Linked DNA regions of Homo sapiens: region 1 is linked to region 2. Evidence: chromatin contacts called from ENCODE Hi-C or POLR2A ChIA-PET data. All regions are on one chromosome and are shown on one strand. Each heading gives the region's core, a stretch centred on a gene start or an enhancer-like site at or near the end of the contact. The rest is flanking DNA. Distances are from core to core; before and after follow the strand shown.

Region 1 (6,714 bases), core at 2,387-4,886, 120 kb after region 2:
CTATACTGGATATCTCTGCCATAAGTTCCCATAGTACCCTGAGTTCAGGGCAACTGCATTTTCATTTACTGTTCATTTTTATCTGTCCAGTAGACTGTAAGTTCCTTGGGGAAAGGACCACATCTGGTCTCTCTATATCCCCAGTAATCATCATAATGCCTAGTATATAGTAGATGCTCAAAAGTGTTTGTTAATCTCATGCTTAAATAACTGAAATTTAGTTAATGAATAATAGAGTGTCAAAATGCATTAACTTAGTATTCAATTTAAGCCCAGTTGTCATAATTATATACTAGTAACATTGGAACTGTTCAAAAGATTGGGGGATGGGGGGCAGAGAAAGAGAGAGAGAGAGAGAGGGAGAGAGAGAAATGAAATTCACAGTATTTGCATGCCAAGACACTATTTTCTATTTTTGTTCATGATGGCCTGATTACCCCGCCTTTAGTTTTACCTTCCACTCCACAGGCTGGAAACTTGGGGTGAAAGTGTCAGTACAAAGGCATTGCCCCTTTTCCTGTGAGTGAACCACTCACATCAGGAAGTTGTAAAAGTGTAAAGAGTATGTCCTTCCCCCACAGCACTGAATCCATGCATAGGCCATGTGGACAGCTTTCTGTATGGCATGATTTTTCCAGAGTTTTTCAGCAAGGAATAATCTTTTTCACCAGCCTCCCATTATGTATGAAACCTCTGCAACTAAAATCACTCCTTTTCACATAAAGCTGTATCTTCAGAAATTTCCTTTTTATACACAAAGCAGATACCTGGAATGGATATCACAATTAATGTTAACAAAAATGGATGATTTGACGGGATTAGTCCCCATCACGAGAGAATTGTGCCCCAAGAAATGAACCACAGAAAGGTTCTTGATGATAAATCTGATGCCAGGAAAGATTCGGGCCTGAAATGCAGGTAGACGTGGGAGGTCCCAGTGTGAAACTCTGTTGTATGAAGTAGCTCAAAGTCTCAGGTGTCCATTTGGAAAAGAAGGGGTATAGTGGATGAGAAAGATACAGCTTTTTGGTTTTGTAATGATGTGGTTCCACTCACACCCAAAATGGGCTTTCAAGGTTAGGACATATTTTTCTTGGTATGTACAAGACATCACAAGGTATCTTGGTTTCTCTGTTTTCTTGTGAAGGTGTAACGCTCTCTTTCTTCAGGGTGTGTCTCGTTGCCACAGTTTAGAAGTGTAACATTTTGACTGCACCTTTGAAAACAGAGTGAACCTTTGTGGCTCCTTATCTTCTATGATTCTGTTTAAAGAAAACAAAACATATAGACAATGTTATGCACACAAGGCCTGAATCAAGCAACAACATACTTATTTGTAGAGATTATTAGTACAGTGTGGTCACACATTTTATTTTCCACAAGCACGTGAGAAGCTCTGCTAAGCCCATTCTGTGAAATGCTTTCTGTCTTCTGCTGGGGGAGTTTCCTTTTGCTGCCTGGTGTTCGAGGGACTCTCTATGAACATTTTCCCTCTAGAGCAAAAATAATTATGGGGTGTCAAATCCTAATCATTAATAAACACTAAGATTTAAAGCTTTGGGTTTGATAGAGAGAATCTCCTTTTCCTGTGAATTTCCAGGCTTATTACCTTAGTTGTTAGCCTTGCTTAATGAAACTCAATAGTTCCTGCTGCTTGCCTATTTGGTCATTTTATACCAACCTAGAGTTGAAAGTTTGAGAAAGACATAATTTTCCAGGTGTTCACTCATGTTCTGTTTTACTTACAAGTGCAGACCCAAAACAATGGTTCTAATCAATCATTTGTTTTTCTACAGAACCTATGGGAAGATCAAGAAATGTCACTTCTGAGAAAAAAAAAATGTCTAATGCAAGGAGTGAAGAGAGCTTTTTATATCTTACACTGACCACAACACACAGTTCAGAAAACTTAAATAACCCTAACTAAAATTTGAAAGGTGCTTCAAAGCATAGAAAGTACCTTGACATGTATTTTCTCATTGGATTCTTATAAACCTATAAAACGGTGCTTACTCCATTTCAGAAATGAGAAAATGGCGACCCAGAAAATAAAGCAGCATGCACAAGACTACATGCTACACAGGGGACTGATCTGACACCAAAACTTGACTGCAGATTGTCTGCTTTCAACTCTCACCAGCAAAACAGACAAAAGTGCTTTGGACATGCAAGTGTTTATTATGTTGCATTTTGGAACTCCAGACCTAAAACCAAACATAGACAAATATAAAACAAAACAAAAAAACACTAAAGATCAAACCCATTCTCAAACCCAAACACCCAGAAAATAAAAGGAAATTATTATTATTTTTTTCTCAGGGGAAGCAAGTGGTTGATTTCATGTGGGATTAACTCTCAACTCTGATGAACCTCATGGTCTCCTGGATCTTCCCAAACCAAGGCTCTGGGACAGCAATTAATCAGATGGAAAGTCTGGGGATTTATCTCTCCACCATCACTGCTTTCTGCTGAATGCTGACTTAAAGATGTGAATCCACTCAATTATCTCACAGTTAGGAAGAAGCGAATCTATAGTTCAACGACACAGAGATGAGAGCCCAGGACAATCCCTAAGAGTCTGACTGACAATTAATTAGATAGATAGCATCTTATACTTGGGAAAGACCTTAGAGGTCTCATCCAATCTCCCTCCTGCTATAAGAATCCTTCCCTAGCAAGCCTGACAAATCACCACCTGGTGTTGGCTCCTGAGATGGGAATTTTCATTGTCTCGAGGTACCCGTTCCACTGCTGTGAGATGTGCTCTTGTTGTTAGAATGGATTGCCTTCTTGGGATCAAATTATTTCCCCTTTTAAGCCGTCAGCCCACTTTTTTGGCCTGAAAGATTATGGTTATTTGTGCATTCACATGCTATTCTTTGAATATTTGAAGTCAGCTCTCTTGACTTCCTTAAACTATCTCTTCTCTATTCAAAATATACCCAGCTTCTCCAACTTTTTCTAAATTCATTGATTTTTAAGACTTTCTACAAATAGTTCCATTTTTGTACATTTTTTTTTTGGAGAAATGTTCATAGCTGAATAGGGTCTATTTTTCCTACTTAATCTGACCCATGTACTTTCAATACCTTTACTGGTCATTAGCTCTATACCAGTAAGGCCAAATATATGGTGGTGGGTGATAGTATCAGCTCCCTCAACTCTGCAACCCACTGGAGCTTACCAAATGAGAACTGGTTTTCTTCATGCAATTTACCTCAAAAGCCACACCATCAGCAAGAGGACCAGAACTAATTGTCAAAGTGCAAGCCACAACGAACACACAATTGTCACTTAAAACCAGTTTTTGCTTCAGTAAGCTTTTTTTTTCTATCTAGTATTTTATCTCTTAAAATAAAGAGAAAAAACAGGTAAGAAACTAGTTTACCAATAACTTTGACAAATAGCCCCTGAGGTAGAGGGAGTGACATTTGGAAAGTTGGTAAAAGCCACCAGAGTCAAAGCAACCTAAACAAAAAAAAAAAAGAAAAAAAAAAAAAAACTTGTGGCTATGCTACACTCAACCAGGCCACACCTGTTTTCAGAAACCACTGAGTGTTCTGCAGATACGCAGAGATGCCAGGTCTGACAGTCTCTAAGGCAACCAGATACCGATCATTGTCACACAGTAAGAAATAGGAAGAGACACTGGTAACAAACATTAAGCCTGGTTTTCTCATCTGCTCAACAGTGTAACGGTAGGTGGAGTCAGCTCTGCCTTGAGACTCTTCACTTGTCCAGTCTCAAACTCTAAACACCTACTGGAGTGCAGGGCATCCTGCAGCTGGATAAGTAACTGAAGATCTGAAGCCCACCTCTTAAGCGTAATCCCGCAATCGAATGTGGACTTTGAAATGGGCTTTTGAGGAGAAAAGGACAAGCTGCAGTTTCCCCCGTCTTCTAATTTCCTCATCTGCGAAATAAAACAGAGTGTTTATATGTCCAGAGAGTGGTGAGCCAGTGAACTGGGATGACACAAAGAGATAACTTATCTAATTTGGTTCCCAAACGGGTGGGTTGGATTTTAGTTAATAAGTCACCATCATAGGAAAATATAAGCAGGTCCCTGCTTTCTGAGCATTTATGTCTATTGAAGATGTACAGTATCATGCTTTCCCTTTCTGAGACATTTCCAATCTGTAATATGTCAATAAGAATAAAGCAAATGGGCATTTTGTAAGAAGTTGGCAGAGGTGCAGAATGCATTTAGGAATTGGAATGAGTGCTTGTCTACTGCTTTTCAAATCATTGCATTGGGATTACTTATGCCTGTGTTTTTCTTGCTCCCTAGACTGAGCTCCTTGACATCAGGGGCTCATTTTTGTTTATTGGTGTCGTTCCCACTCTTCCTGGTGTCATGTTTTGCACCTGTGGATAGTCAAGTAATAGTTGAATAGTTGTTCAGTTGAATCATTCTGTTGCTTTTAGGAGGTGCAGTTTGAAGACACTGCAGCTAGACTGAAATCACATAGCCCAGGAAATGGGAAAACATACCGTGAAGATGGGCTAATTAATGATTTATTGTACCTTGAAAAAATTTAAAAAAGTATAAATATTAATGAAAGTATTGGTTTTTAAAGCTTAATGATGATCAGCAGCAGAAGATAAAACTTAAATGATACAACTGGCCAGATGGCAACCATCTTTATTAAAAGGCCTGGTCAGAATAAGAATCATTACATAGAATTGAATATGGGACAGAATGTTGAGAATCAATTATAGTAGTAAATATAACCAGCTTTATAGCAACACCAAGAATTACAGTGAAGTGCAAGTACTGCGAAATAAAATTTAAAATATTGATTTTCAAGGATTTATTTTACATTTTATAGTCAAAATTTAATGCAAAACAAAAAAGAGCCTGAAAATCATACAGTCTTACAACCAAGAAAAAACTGTCTTGGTATGCTTTGTATGAATCTTTTGAGTTTGTCCTTCTCTACACGTATCACAACACATATCACACAAATATACACACATGTATTTTTGTTTTTATAAACTGGGCTAACATATTGTTGCTTTGCAAGTTGCTATTTCACTCAACAGTGCAGTATGGCCATGTTTCTATGTTATTTAACTATTCTCTATTTTTCACAGCTATATATTATTTTATTGTATTTATTTATATACATATTATGTATTAATGGACATTTAGGTTGACTCCAAGGTTTTTGTGTGCTGTTTTCTCACGTATGCTTGTTGTTAAGGCTTTTCATAATGTCTTTGGGGAAAGTTCATGGCAATTTTTTTCTGCTAGCAGTATACAGATGGGACTTTTATCTCCTTTTAATTTCAAAGGAAATGTGGCTACAGATGAAAAATGACATGACACACACCTTCCTAATAGTTTAAGAACACTTGCTCTTAAAAAAAATAAGAAAAATGTAGGGGAAGTGATCTACTCCTCAGAGCTGTCTATATTGATTAGATCTCCAAAGTTGACTAACACTACAACATTTTTTTTAAAAAACATACGATTTAGAATCAGGTTAGAATAATATTATCCTAGGATATATTTTACCTCATCAAGAGTTACATGAACTTTATCACTTAAGAGAAAGTAAGTTATCAAAAGTATGTATTTTTATTTTTTTAAAAAGAGACCACAGAAAAGCTGGGTGAAAACATCAAAATTGTGACTTCTTCTTTATAAGTGGACCCTCTAACTGGCATTTTACCTGCTGTTATCTTTCTCCAAATGCTTCCTAGAAGCATTTTGCTCAAGTTCCATACCTGGGAGGCTTCCAGCTACCATCACAAAATTGTTCTTTTCCTTCATTCCTATGAAAGCAAGAGGATGGTTCAGTGGGTACAAACACAAAATTAGTGAGGGCAAAGCTGCCTCATTTGGGTTATTTAGTTTTGAATACAAGAAAATAAAACACTTCTCCAAAGACCAAGATCATCTGTCTCTCATCCCCAACTAATCAACAGGGAAGAAAAGATGAGGCTTGGATGGTTCAAGACAACTTGTCAACACAACTAGAAAAATTACTTAGCATAGAAGCCTAACTTGCATTGGGTCAGTAGTGTCATCTTGATAGGCAAAACACAGCTGATTTCTCCACTCAACAGTTTTCCCATAGATCTTTCCACTAAAATCTTTTGAAATATGATAACCACACCATAAACTTATGGCTGGCAACCCTATTGGGACAGAAACTAAGTGCAATTCTTACTTTAAAATGTCTCCATTGGTAAAGGAAAACATTCTTGTTCTTATTCAATGAATGTTTCATTTCCTTAATTGGTGATATTAAGGTTGAAGTGAAATAACTCCAAACTCTTGTCCTTTTTTCATTCTTGGGTCCCTGAAAAGTGGTGGTGCTTATAGGTTAAGATCTGACTGTCCAGGCCTGAGTGCTGGTTCTTCTGATAACTAGCTTTGGCAAGTCTTTCACCTCTCTCTGTGCTTCAGTTTCCTCATTTGTCAAAGGTGGATAATGATGGCACTTACTACCAAAAACTGTTGTGAGGGTTAAATCGGTGAATCCATTTAAGGGGTTAGAATAGGGCCTGCCATGCACTCCCTGCACACTAAATGGTAGCTGCTATTGTCACAGTTACTCCTCATCACCGATCAGTGTTTGGACAGAGGGCCTGGTTCTGGCTTTGTGAAGAATTGTCAGGACAGATTTGGTGCTGTCTCACTACAGCACATGTGAGTGTGAGTCTAAGGAGATTTACTGAAAGCTGTAATTCTAAACCCTGAAG
Region 2 (7,221 bases), core at 1,654-4,153:
CTTGATCTCCTGACCTTGTGATCTGCCCGCCCTGGCCTTTCAAAGTGCTGGGATTACAGGCATGAGCCACCCCGCCCAGCCATGAGTTGAGTTTTATGGGCCGCCAGCGGGTGTGGCTTGTGGACCATGGTTAGGATCTTATTCCTGGTGGTGGGAAACTGTTGGAGGGTTTCAATGGGGCAGCAACATGATCAGATTCATTTTTTGGCAAGAGTGAACACAGAAAGATCTGTTAGGAGGATTCCACCTACATGATCTCAATGGATGATCATAACCCTGCAAGGGCTGACGTGTCTTACATTGGGACACTGAGGCTTTAGGGATCCCGAGTGGCTTTTGTAAAGCCACACTGCTGTTGAGTCGTGGAACCCAGATTAGAACCCAGGTGGCTAGGGTTCCAGAACCTGCTTTCATAACCTTCAGCATAGCGTTTCTCCCATCAAAAGCTTGTGTAAGCCACTGCCAGCATTGCTGTTAATTGTGGCTCACCAAGGCTTGGAGAGAGCTGGATGAGAGGGGAGCAGAGTCCAGCGTGGGTGGGGCTGGACTGGCAGTGGCAGAGGAGAGGCAGCTGCTGTTCACATCAGGGTCTGGATGGCCTTGTCGCCGCAGGAGGCTGCGCTGCTCCACCCTCCCAAGCGTTTCCCAGCTCCGTCACAGGGTCTCCGTTCCCACCACAGTGTGTCCCAGCAGTTCCATTTGTATTTGTACCCAGAGAGCTCCACTGAGGCCTGTGGTCACAGAGTGACTCCCTTCCATGTTCTGCCACAGGTTGCAAGCCATAGGGTGAAGGTCACACAGTTTTGTTTGGCCATAACAGCTGCCTCCATGGCAACAGCGTGTGATATCACTGGAAAAGCCATTTGTGGGACTCCAAGCTGGAAGGAAAAGGCAGAGTTGGAGAGAGCTGTAGCGGGAGACAGAGAAAGGGCAGGGTCTCTCCGGATGCTCCAAGGTGCTGGACGCACAGGTCCCTTTCTGTAGTCCTTGTCATGTAAGATCTTTTCATTTAGGCTAAGCAAATCCAGATGTTCTTCAAATAATTCAGGCATATTTGGCCCAAGCATAAACTTGTCTTCATTTTTCATCCAATCTGACAAACGTTTGCAATCGCCTCACTCTGTGAGTTCCAGGACACCTTCGGGCTGGAAGGGGTTAATGAGAACAAGCCCTCCCTGGTGGCTTCCCTTCCCCCTGGTGCTGCCCCTCGGCCCCTCCCAGGCCAGCAGGATTTGCTGTCCAAAGGCCCTCAAAAGACATCCAAGCAGTCTTTTCTTAGAAACAGGAAACTGTCTTCGGCCAAGTACAAATGAAGTGAAGCACCCAGAAACCTGAGGACCGCTCCAAACTGAGGCCTGGAGGCAGACAGGGAGGGCCCAACTCCTGGCAGGGCCTCCAGGACTCAGGCTCTCATGAATGAGACTGAGCTCAGCTGCAGCCTCAGCCATTCTTCGTTGCACTCAACCCATTATGTAGTGACGGTAACAAATTCATTGAATGACCTTCGGCATATATATATATATGTGTGTGTGTCTATATATATATATGTATATATATGTATATATATATGTGTGTCTATATATATATAGACACACACAGTATTTACACAATATTAGTTATTTGTTACTTTTTATAACCTCATCACCATTTCATTGGACAGACACTAATCACTAGCAGGATTGGAAATGTCACTGACATGCTGCTTAGGAAGTGATTTGAATAGAGGAGAATGGAATAAAATGGAGATCGTGTTTCTTTCTAAACACAGGAGGAATAGTGATGGGGAGACACAGTACAAAGGTGGGTAATTGGTATATCTTTTGTGCTAAGCTGCTTCACAATTCTGTAAACTATCTTTTAGAGGGCTAAATAAATATCTTCCAATTTCCTTGAGGACTGGGACCACATCTGTTCACTGTGGACTCCCTAGCACCTAGCTTGGTGCCTGGAATTGGTAGCTACTCAATAAATAGGTTTTTGGATGGATAAATGAATAAACAAACAAATAAATCAATGAACTTAATTCTTGATTTCTCAAGATCATAAAAAGATAATATTGAATTGGGGAATGTTACTTGCCAGATATTCGGGAAAGGGAATAGAGGAGAGAAAGACAGTTGGTATGCTGGTGGAAAATCACTTTCTCCCACGATGTTAGGAGAAGGAATGTTAGACTTGAAAGCAGAAAAGCCTGTGTTAAATCCTGTGATTGAGTAGCTGTGTGACCTCAGACAAACTGTTCAACCTCTCTGAGCCTACATTTCTTCGTCTCTCAAGCAAGACTTTCCAATGCCTACAGACATTATCTTGGGATTAAGAGAAACCAGGATGGAAGAGAGTATGATAGAGCGTCTAGCACACAGTGCTCCTGTGCTTTTGATAAGCTGGCATTTCAGCAGGCTTGGCTCTGGGGCTCAACCTCTTAAATGCACGCTGTCATTTATTTTCCCACGGATGGAGCTCACCATCTGTTTTCCCAATCAGCCCGAGTCCTCCTCCCCTCTTAGTGTTCTTCTTATAGGCCAGGAAGTCCCTCCAGTCCCAGGTATGCTGCTTCTCGTGGGCAGGTGTCGGGTCCAGCCTTCCCTGCATGGGGGCTGTGGCTGTCAATACCATCAGCTTGAGTGAGCTTCTCATAACAGCTTGAGAATGCACCTTCCTGTGTTTGGAGCTGTGGAGCATTGACCACTGATGAGACTTTTTGTGTGCTTTTACCTAAATTTGGGCCTGGGGATAAGCATTAGTTACTGTGCTGGGCTCACCCATCTTTTATGAGCAACAATTCATGCAGAAGGGAGAGCAGACACCACTGCTGAGCCCTCCTGTGGCTCTGCGCCCTTCTCTCCCCGTCCCTGCCACCACCTACACAGGGCGCCTGGGTGACAGCTCCTCTGTGGCAGCCCCTCCCCCTCCCATGGCACTGGGCTTTCCGACAAGCCTGCCAGCTGAGGGAGTGGTTTCTGTGGTAGGGGCTGCCTCCACTCATTTTCCATTAGGGTCACCAGGCAACCACCAGACAGTGACAACGCCTGATGCAAACTCTGCTGCACCTAGCGACGAGCTCTGTATCCCATTACGAGGCCTGGGCTGGCTACAGGGCTGGCTGTGCCAAGCTGCGCGTCTTGCTTGACAGGGCGGATGGGAGACCTGAAGCCATACTGTCCTCAGGGCTTGTGTGCCTGCCAATCTGGGACCAAGGGAGTGAAGTTGTGTTGGGTGGGTCAGGTTGATGCAGCAAGGTTTAAAATCAGATGTGGATCCAAATGAGGCATTCTCCTTTGTCCCATACCACGTGGGACATTTCTCTATTAGGATATTACCCAGGAAATTAACTGCTAAGTTTCTTAAAAAAATCCAAATTCTCATTTTTACATGGTGAGTTACAGTGTTCAAAGCAGACTTATTCCCATGTTTGAGATTTATCCTCCATCTAGCTGTTTGAGGTAAGTATGGTAAGTGACATTGTCTCTTTTTTAGATATGGAAAACTGAGGCTCAAGAGCAACTGACTAGCCAATGTTATATCAGTGAGTAATTAACTGACAAAGACCAATCTTAGGCATCCTTCTATAGCAAACTGTGGTGTAATCTATCCTTCTTTCCCAAGGATCCCACTCTCCCTTGAAATACTAGTTAATTAATCCAGGTATTTACTTATTCATTAATTCCAAATGCCTACAGAGTGCCTACTGCATGCCAGCTACTATTAAAGAGGTGAATAAACCACCGTGCCCTCGTGGCACTTAAATTCTTCGGAGAGACAGACAAGTACATGTGAAACTTCAGGTGGAGATAAAGACACTGGGGAATGGTGAAGCAGGGCAGGAGGCTGGGGAGAGCCTTTGTGCATATGTGTTGGGCTGGAGGAGAGCCTCTGCTGAATACGGGGTGACTACAGCAAGGCTGTTACTAAGCTGCCATTCCATCAGAGCCTGGAAGAAGTGAGGGAGAGGGCCTCCTGCCTGCTCTTGGGCATGTGCGGTATGACATCATGGATTAGTATTCACACAATGGCTGTGTAAGGCAGGAGTCATTGCCCCAGCGCCAGATAAGAAACAGAGACAGTAGCTTTTTTGGAATCCCACAACTGTAAGCAGGGGAGAGAGGGTCCAGACCCAGGTCTTTCTTCAAAACTCTGCTTGTAACCACCACCAATTTCAGGCAGAGGTGCCTGGGGAGATAACTTGGAAAAGAGCTCTTACCAGCATCGCTCATAAAACACTTTGTATCTACCAATAGCACCTAGGTGACTTCAACAAGGGACATTCTAGCAAGGGTCTGTTTTTATTATCTGACTTCCTTTTAATTTTGTTTATGTTTCACATCAGGCAGAGGACCAGAGCTCAGGGATCTCAGTCAACATCAAGTGTGTTCTGGCGAGAAAGACTGAAATCCTGCTAATAACATTTCTTCAAATCTCTCTTTAGTCAGGAACTATGCTAAGTACTTTATATGTAGTAAGTAGCACTCTGTGTCTCATCTAAGATTCAACTCAACTTTTACATCACCAGTGAGATCTTGGCCAATTGTCCTAAGCAATAGGCAAGAGAAATTTTAAGTGGCCAGAGCTGACGTGTAGGAGATATGGGGCAAGAGCTGGGGGCGTTTTTGTGGTGGCTTGGCTGGGGTCACGTATGTGTCTAATCTCCCTAAGTGAAGTAAACTGAGATTGGCTCTACTTGAAACCTTTTTTCTCTGGAATTAAACTATAGGGTTATAAGAAGCAACTCACGGGCTAAGAATGAGGGGAACTCCCTGACATACTTAGAGTTTCATTTGTAAATTTCCACTGTTTTGATTGTTAAAATGGTATGCTTATTATCAAAAAGGCAAAAAAGAAAAAAGTAAAAGCATTTCTAATTCTACCACTCAAAGACCCTCACCACTCTGATTCATTAGTGTTCTGCCTTTGTTCTAGGCCATATTTTAAGTATGTAATTTGGTCAAAACAGTTCATTACGTATGATGGCCTTTCTTGAGAACGGAGCTCTCCCTCTGTTCCCACAAGGCTGTACGCACACATGGAAACAGCTCAGGTTCAGGCTCCGATGGCCCTCCTTGCTTCTAAGGTGTTTCACCTTTAGTCGCTGGGGAGTTTTTAGGGAAAGCCAGGCCACGACTGGGTTCTGCAGTCTCCGGAAGGATTTTAGTTGACCCCCAGTCCTGGCACAGCCCAAGGGCATCAGCCTCTGCTACTGAGCTACACATATCCCCTGACAGCAACTCCCCCTAGCCCTCCCTAGACTGCGAATTTGTGAGCAGACAGCAGGATTCATGGCTGTCTGGCTTCTCCCTGTCCTCCCCCAGATGAGTGGAAGCCAGATGTCAGAGCACCAGGCAGACCTGAGGAGGATGGATGACAAGCCGAGATGAAATGGACAGTATCTGGTCCCACCTTGGGCTTTGGCTTAATTGCAACCACATGAGCACAGTCAGAGCTACAGGGTATAGTTGGGATTAGAATAGAGATTCATTTTGGGATGAGAGCTTTTCTGCATGAGATACTGTACTGCCTCAGACATCATCCTTTTAACAACAATCACAGTAGTTAACGTTTATGGAGTGCCTATCATTTGCCTGGCATGATGATAACTGCTCTATGAGCATTAATGCATTAGTTTTTATAATGCACTGCTAAGGTAGGTATTATTGCTATCTCCGTTTTGGGAAAGAAGGCTCTGTGGCACAAAGGGATGAAAGAATGTACTGAGGTTTCCCCAGCAAGTACAGCTAGTGGGTGCTGGAGCTGTGATTTGAAACAAGGCAGTCTTCCTGTGGATCCTAAATCTCTCCCTTGGAGTTTAATTTTATTTATTCATTCATTCACTAAGTAACTACACTCATTCAAGCTACTGTCGTCTTTCACCTGGATAACAAGTAATAACAACTTCCTAAGTTGTGCCTTTCTTTTACACAGAGAGTTTCAACCTTGGTTGCACATTGGTATCACTGGAGAAAATTTAAATAACTAATCATCTCCCTCTCCTGCTTAAAACATTTCTTCAGATAAAGGATGAAAATCGCAACAAGGCCCACACTACATGGCTCTGCAACATCTGACCCTTTCCTTCTTACCAGCCTCATTTTGTACAACTCACCCCTCACTCTCAGCATGCTGCCGCTCTGGCTTTCTTAGCCTTCTGGACGACTGCATGCTATTTCTTGCCTCAGGGCCTTGACATGCTGACCACAGTTCTCTTCAGCTAACTGTTTGGTTGACTCCTATCCCTTCTTTACGCCTTAACTTGGTGCTGCTGATTACAACAATGGCCACCCCTTCCTGTGTCTACACTCTTACCCTCTTTAAAATGTGACTTTGCAGCTCCTTCCATGGCCGAGGGGTGAAGTCTCTTTTCCTACCCTGTGAATCTGGGCTGGCCTTGTGACTTGCCTTGGTCAATGAAATGCTGCAGAGTGGTGACTGTGCCAATTCTGAGTCTCAGAAGGCTTTGCAGGCCTGGGCTTACTCTCTTTGAACCCCACCATTACCCAGAAAGCCCAGGCTAGTCTGCTGGAGGATCCTGACTGAGGCTGTCCCAGACCAGCCAACTCCCAGCTGACCATAAACTCATAAGGAAGCACAGCTGAGATTAGAGCTGGGGTTGGATCAGCAGAACCTCTTAATTGATCCACAGACTTGTAAATGATAATTAAATCGTTGTTATTTTAAGCCACTTTGAGGTCTACTTACTATGAAGCAATAGATACCTGATACACTTAAATATCGCTTTCTATTTCTCTTCCAGCCTAGGCCTCATTTCTTCATTCATACCCGAAAAGGACATCTTGTACTTATTAATTGTGGCATTTAGGATAATTCTATAGAAGCTAAAAATTGGTAACTGATGCTTTTTTTCTTCCTGATTAAAGTTTAAGCTCCATAAGATTAATATCCATATCTGATTTGCTCACTGCAATATTTTTATCATCTAGCACTGTGTTTTGTACATAGTAAGTGCAAAATAAATATTTTTTATAAAATGAAAGCAAGAATGAATGAATGGATTCACTAAACACTTATAAAATACCTTCTATATATTGGGTACTGTCTAAGATTCTAAAGATATAAGAATAAATAGGGCATAGTCCTTGCTCTTAAGTTGTTCTCAGTTTAAAAGCTGAGACATGAATATATAAACAAAAATTATAAACCAAGTTGATAAGTGTAATTGAGGTTGTATTTAGTGTTTATGGAAGCAGGATAGACTAGGGTTTGAACACA

The links. Hi-C counts contacts between places; a loop is a spot of excess contacts on that map. ChIA-PET counts read pairs that join two places held with the same protein, here RNA polymerase II (POLR2A). Pooled maps may share reads with other maps.
Region 1: a map of natural killer cell shows a loop between it and region 2 (7-fold over the local background). The contact joins two enhancer-like sites. A Hi-C loop is called at or near these places in 11 of 168 maps with a recorded cell type or tissue (CD4-positive, alpha-beta T cell, CD8-positive, alpha-beta T cell, GM12878 and 7 more), 35 of 37 single-sample maps with no recorded cell type and 23 of 50 pooled maps. POLR2A ChIA-PET finds 5 or more read pairs at or near these places in 17 of 52 experiments (CD4-positive, alpha-beta T cell, CD4-positive, alpha-beta memory T cell, GM12878 and 10 more).

What each region holds. Positions count from the first base shown.
Region 1 is chr11:128,299,558-128,306,271 of GRCh38, reverse strand. LOC124902787 (a long non-coding RNA gene) reads left to right here. Exons shown (of 2, transcript XR_007062946.1): 2 at 1,797-3,945. Among named protein-coding and RNA genes, the nearest start is that of LINC02098, 94 kb to the right of the region's middle. RefSeq lists a silencer at 3,544-3,633. Within about 2 kb of position 3,636, at least 6 of the 41 ENCODE cell types and tissues checked have a DNase peak (open chromatin) inside an H3K27ac peak, as active enhancers do; they include CD8-positive, alpha-beta T cell, where a contact is called at or near this core.
Region 2 is chr11:128,418,540-128,425,760 of GRCh38, reverse strand. All of the region lies in intron 1 of LOC124902789 (a long non-coding RNA gene), which reads right to left. Among named protein-coding and RNA genes, the nearest start is that of MIR6090, 100 kb to the left of the region's middle. RefSeq lists enhancers at 633-927, 2,934-3,434. Within about 2 kb of position 2,903, at least 4 of the 41 ENCODE cell types and tissues checked have a DNase peak (open chromatin) inside an H3K27ac peak, as active enhancers do; they include CD8-positive, alpha-beta T cell, where a contact is called at or near this core.